Regions from separate parts of the Homo sapiens genome. Here region 2 is linked to region 1. Evidence: chromatin loops called from intact Hi-C (ENCODE). Cell type or tissue: chondrocyte. All regions are shown on one strand. Links, peaks and the distances in the headings refer to the core of each region. The heading gives the core; the rest is flanking DNA.

Evidence for each region. Peaks named below come from ENCODE experiments on the same cell type or tissue, not always from the same donor. Only the 100,000 strongest peaks of a DNase experiment are listed, where the experiment ranks them.
Region 2: a loop joins it to region 1, with 3 times the contacts of the local background. A loop is called at or near these places in 4 of 110 quality-filtered maps.

What each region holds. Positions count from the first base shown.
Region 1 is chr16:69,104,354-69,107,251 of GRCh38, reverse strand. It overlaps HAS3 (hyaluronan synthase 3), which reads right to left and starts at 1,599. Exons shown (of 4, transcript NM_001199280.2): 1 at 1,465-1,599. RefSeq lists a silencer at 973-1,252 and an enhancer at 1,386-1,934. In chondrocyte, for the core only: CTCF peaks have their summits at 1,468 and 1,668; DNase peaks (open chromatin) are centred at 311, 531 and 1,201.
Region 2 is chr16:68,702,821-68,705,718 of GRCh38, reverse strand. It overlaps a transcript of CDH3 not described here. Among named protein-coding and RNA genes, the nearest start is that of CDH1, 33 kb to the left of the region's middle. RefSeq lists a silencer at 1,079-1,373 and an enhancer at 1,853-2,353. In chondrocyte, for the core only: a CTCF peak has its summit at 1,202 (motif pointing left); a DNase peak (open chromatin) is centred at 1,133.

The DNA.
Region 1 (2,898 bases), core at 190-2,689:
CCCAAAATGTCCCTCAGCCAGATACCCCACGTGCAATCAGGCGCTGGTGCAGGCTGTGGTCGAGGTTCTCCTGCCCAGACCTGGGGCGGGGGGCTGTGTCACCCCAAGCCGGCAGAGGCTGTGGGGTGATCCTACAGCCTGGACCGCCGCCTCCTCATGCCCTTCGCTCATCCACGGGAGCCCAGCCCAGGCAAACTAACGCGCACTCGGCTTTCAAGGGCACAAGGTTGGGGGCGCTCTCAAGTCCGGCTCCCAGGACTACGGAAGGAGAACCCCCAGTCAAGGACGCACGCTTCTCCATCAAGCCTCCGAAACTTTGAGGGGCTGCTGGTGTGCAGCGTCTCTCCCGCTGACAGGTGCGCCCCGCGGCAGGGCCACACGCAGCGGCATGGAAACTTGTGCGCCCAACGGGGCTCCTCCTCTTGTGCCCGGCCGCCCTCCGGGCCCCTCCAGGCCGGCCAGGGGAGGGGAGCCCACTCCCCCGGACACGTGCTGCCGCGGCCCGGCTAACCCGCAGGAACGTGGGCGCCTGGTACCTTGGTGCCCGGACAGGTGCAAACCCCCGGGAGGTCGTAGAAGGTGCGGGGGAGGGGTACCCCAGCCAGCCTGGAGCCCCGCACCGGCGTCCGCCTCCTAATTCATTCACAAAACAGGAGCCGCCGGGGAGGAGGGAGGCGAGGCTGGAAGAGGAGAGGATGCAGGAAGAAAGGGAGGAGGGGTCAGTGGGGAGGGGGCTGCAGGAACGGCCGCCGGGAAGCCCGGGGCTGCCGCCGCCCCCAACCCGCCTCCCCGCGCCGGACGCGGCGCCCGCAGGGCTGGGAGCTGGCCGGGTGCGGGGGGCTCGGCGAGAGGCACCCCTGCCACCCGGCGCGCCCCGGCCTCGGCGCAGCCCCGCGCGGCCCTCCCCTCCTGGGTGCCGGCCGGCCCGCGCTCACCGTGCCGCCGGCTGCCGCGCTCCGGAGCTCAGCAGGCCCGCGGCGGCTCCATGCCCCTCCTCCCGCTCCGCTCCGCGCCGCCGCGCGCTCCGACTGCCGCCTGCCCAGCCGAGCCGCCCTTAAGTACCCGGCGCGTGCCCGCCAGGAGAGGCGCCTCCCCCGGCCCTGGGGCCGGGAAAGTTGACCAGAGTGGGAGGGCCCCCGCGGGCGCACCCCCGACCCCGCGCGGTCCCAGGGAGCGCCACAAGCCAGCGCTCGGCGGGGACGCCTAGTCCCGGGTGGACGCGGCTCCGGCTCGCAAGACTCGCAGCCCCTGCGCCCTCTCCGAAGCTGGGTCCCCCGAGTGGGGCCGAAGGCCACGCGGCTCTGCAATCGCCCTGGGACCAGCTGCCAAGGCAAGACGGTCATTGGGCTCAACCTAGAACCTGAAGCGTCGTTAACTTTCCAGATACCACGCAGGGACTTCCAAAATTGTTACTCTCCCTCCCCGCCCCCACGCCCCGCTCTCTAACCCGCAAAACCTACTCACCCTGCAAGGAAGGCGAGCTGAGAGCACTCTTCCCCGACTTCTGCACGCGAAGGGGCAGTTCGCTGTCTAGGGGGCTCCCGAAAGCCAAGGCAGCAAAACCTTCCTGCTGGCAGGAAAGAGGCGCTGAAGAGAATTGTCAAATGTAAAAAGGCTGGTCAAAGAAGGTGTTAACAATTGTGACAGCTTAGCTTTGAATTCCGCAGTGGGGCGCTGATGACTTTAAGGCGGTTTGCAAAAGCTGCAAACGGTTTTGTAGGAACCTTGGAGGTTCCGGTGTCTTAAAGCCAAAACAATTCCTCCTCTTCTTTTTCACACCTTTATTTCCGACATCCATGACCTCCTAAATTCCCAACTGACCTTATCGACAGTAGTTTTCAGGTCCCTAAAAGATAGTGCTAGACTCGAGTAAAGTGAGATGAAGTGAGTTGGGGTGCACTGGGGTGGGGTGAGATCGAGGAGGGGGGAGAGTTGTTAGCAGAGACAAGAAGTTTAGAACCAGCTGAAGGCGATGAGTTTTTACATCTCAGGAAAACTTGAAGAGAAATTATAATTAATAACTAGTTTTTAAAAAATGAGTGGCCGGGCGCCGTGGCTCAAGCCTGTAATCTCAGCACTTTCGGCGTTACGGGCACCATGCCCGTAATCCCAGCTACTCGGGAGGCTGAGGCAGGAGAATCGCTTGAACCCCGCAGGTGGAGGTTGCAGTGAGCTGAAATCGCACCACTGCACTCCAGCTTGGGCAGCAGAGCGAGACTCCGTCTCCAAAAAAAAAAAAAAAAAAAAAAAAAAAAAAAACCAAAAAACAGAGTTTACCTGTTTTCCAAATACACCTGATATAATTTCTATCACTTCTTCCCAAGCTGCAACAAATTTATAGGCACCTGAGCTGCAGTCTATAAACTTCTCCTCTCGCAAGTTTTAGGGGCTCAGGGACTTGCCTGCCCACCATTGCTCAGTCTGGGCCACAGACCTCACACCTCAGTCCCCGCAGGCAAGCAAAGACCCCAGGCACACCTACTCCACACAATCCCATCTTACATTATTGGCCAGGCACAGTGGCTCACACCTGTAGTCCCAGCACTTTGGGAGGCTGAAGATGGAGGATCGCTTGAGGCCAGGAGTTCAAGACCAGCCTGGGCAACAAAGCGAGACTTCCCCCGTCTCTACAAAAATTAAAATTAAAAAATTAGCCAGGGCCGGGTGCAGGCTCACGCCTGTAATCCCAACACTCTGGGAGGCCGAGGTGGGCGGATCACGAGGTCAGAAGTTAGAGACCAGCCTGGCTAATATGGTGAAACCCTATCTCTACTAAAAAATACAAAAATTAGCCAGGCATGGTGGCACGTGCCTGTAGTCCCAGCCACTGGGAAGGTTGAGGCAGAAGAATCGCTTAAACCCAGGAGACAGAGGTTGCAGTGGGCCAAGATTATGCCA
Region 2 (2,898 bases), core at 260-2,759, 400 kb after region 1:
TGGGCACGGCGGCTCACGCCTGTAATCCCAGCAGTTTGGGAGGCCGAGGCAGGTGGATCACCTGAGGTCAGGAATTCAAGACCAACCTGGCCAACATAGTGAAACTCCGTCTCTACTAAAAATACAAAAGTTAGCCAGGCATGGTGGCATGCGCCTGTAATCCCAGCTACTCGGGAGGCTGAGGCAGGAGGATCACTTGAACTCGGGAGGTGGAGGTTTGCAGTGAGCCAAGATCGCGTCACTGCACTCCAGCCTGGGGGATAGAGCGAGACTGTATCTCCAAAAAAAAACCAGTGTCTTGCACAGAACAGGTGCTCAATGAAGTTGTTAAACGAATGAATAAAAAAGCCTTAGATGATGCCACATACTCAAGGGGACCCCAGAAGTGGCTGGGAATGCTGTGGCTTTTGTGCTTCAGGGCTACAGAGTCTCAGAGTCAGTGAGGCCAACTCCACCTTGCAGGAAGCCATAAGCATTACCTGAAGGGCACCTTCTACGGCCTGCCTGCCCCACGGCCCCATCTGCAACTGGAGTTTATATCCTTAATTGTAAAAAGAGCCCACCTGGCAATCAAGGAGATCTAGACCCCAAAACTGTCTCTGCTGCTTCCTGATCGTATGTGGCCATTAACCTCTCTCTCATTTTTTCGTTTTTTTTGAGGCAGGGTCTTGTTCTGTCACCCAGGCTGGAGTGCAGTGGTGTAATCACGGCTCACTGCAGCCTTGACCTCCTAGGCTCAAGGGATCCTCCTCCTCAGCCTCCCGAGTAGCTGGGACCACAGGTGTGTGTCACCACACTCAGATGAATCAAAAAAAATTGTTTTTTAATAGAGATGGGGTCTCACTATGTTGCCCAGGCTGGTCTGGAACTCCTGGGCTCAAATGATTTTTCCCACCTTGGCCTTCCAAAGTGCTGGGATTACAGGTGTGAGCCATCACGCCTGGCTGCAATTTCCTTTAAATAAAAGGGAACCATCGAAACTCTCCCCAGGGTTGTGAGGCGGGAGAACATGTAACTGACTCCATATTGACTGTCTTCATCAGTGTCCAAGGCCGTTCCGGCCACCCAGCTGACTCCCTGTGTGGCATGTGGCAGCCAGTGCCACTGTTCCCTTCCTCTCTCCCTCCCTCCCTGCAGACCTGGCGCTTGGGCTGGGAGTTCTATGCGCTGTGGTGGTGGTTTGAGTGAATGGTGCCCTCTGCTGGGCGTGGGGAAAGAGCCTTCAGGGAAATCATACCTGACACAGGCACTCCCTGCAGGTTGGGGAATCTCAGGGAATTCCTCCTGCTGGGAAGTGCAGTTTCCACCAAGGGAGCGCTAGCAGGCCTTGTGAGTCCCTACACTACCACAACAGTAGTGACAACACACAGTATCCTGTGCGCCAGGCACCCTTCCAAGCCCTTACAGATATTAACCCTTTTTTTTTTTTTTTGAGACGAAGTCTCGCTCTGTGGCCCAGGCGGGAGTGCAGTGGCGCAATCTCGGCTCACTGCAAGCTCTGCCTCCCGGGTTCACGCCATTCTCCTGCCTCAGCCTCCTGAGTAGCTGGGACTACAGGCGCCCGCCACCACGCCCGGCTAATTTTTTTGTATTTTTAGTAGAGACGGGGTTTCACCGTGTTAGCCAGGATGGTCTCGATCTCCTGACCTCGTGATCCGCCCGCCTCGGCCTCCCAAATTGCTGGGATTACAAGCGTGAGCCACCGCGCCCGGCCAATATTAACTCTTTTACTCGCCCATTTTATTATTTATTAATTATGATTATTATTATTTGAGACGGAGTCTCGCTCTGTTGCCTAGGCTGGAGTGCAGTGGCACGATCTCGGCTCACTGCAACCTCTGCCTCCCAGGTTCAAGAGATTCTCCTGCCTCAGCCTCCCAAGTAGCTGGGATTACAGGCACGCACCACCATGCCCAGCTAATTTTTAAATTTTTAGTAGAGATGGGGTTTCGCCATGTTGGGCAGGGTGGTCTCAAACTCCTGACCTCAGGTGTTCCACCCGCCTCGGCCTCCCAAAGTGCTGGGATTACAGGTGTGAGCCACCATGCCCAGCCTACTCCCCCATTTTAGATGAGAAAACGGAGACAGAGAGGTTATGTGGTTTGTCCAGGGCCTCATGCCTAGAAGTGCCGGGATTTGAACTTGTACTCTGCTGGGGGGATTGTTTTAACGGGAGGCCAGAAGGTGGGTTCTGCCTTTAGCCTGGAGGGAGTCGTTCCCTGGAGCTCTCCAGCAAGCTTCGAACTGGACACACAGGGTGTGGGCTGTAAAAGGGGCTTCCCAGGGTGACTGCTCCCACACTTTCAATGGCAGGCCCATCGCCTCAGGGCCCTTTCCTGAGTGGCCACCCCCCAGCAGTCCCCGGGCTGGGTCTTCTCCCTGAGTCCCTTTGTGGGCCCGGAAGTGAGTGAGTGAGGTCCATGCCTAGAAATGGGGGGCCGGGAATTCGGGGCCCCAGCTCCTCACCAACTGTCTAGGAATGAGAGCATGCCACCCTCCTCAGGCCTCTCTAGGGACTGGGAAAGCGCACTGTGGGGACAGGGCCTATCTGTAGCCCCTTTAGTCCCTTTGGGAAGAAAAAAAGATCGTTGGGTCAGTGACGAGGGAAAAGGCATGGTATGAAGTGAGGCCTGGCCGCTGGCCCATCTCTGTCCCCACTGGAGGGGCCATAGGGAGTGCCATCTTTTGAGCCTCTTTTTCCATCTGTAAAATGTCAGGGAGGGATTGGGGCACTTTTCAAAATGCTCTGGATTTGGGGGTTCATAAGAATACAAGCTGGGAGGATGAGGCTAGAGAGAAGGCTCTCTGGGTACCCCTGACCCCTTCTTCCAGTAAGCCTCCACTTTTTTTTTTTGAGATGGAGTCATGCTCTGTTGCCCAGGCTAGAGTGCAATGGCG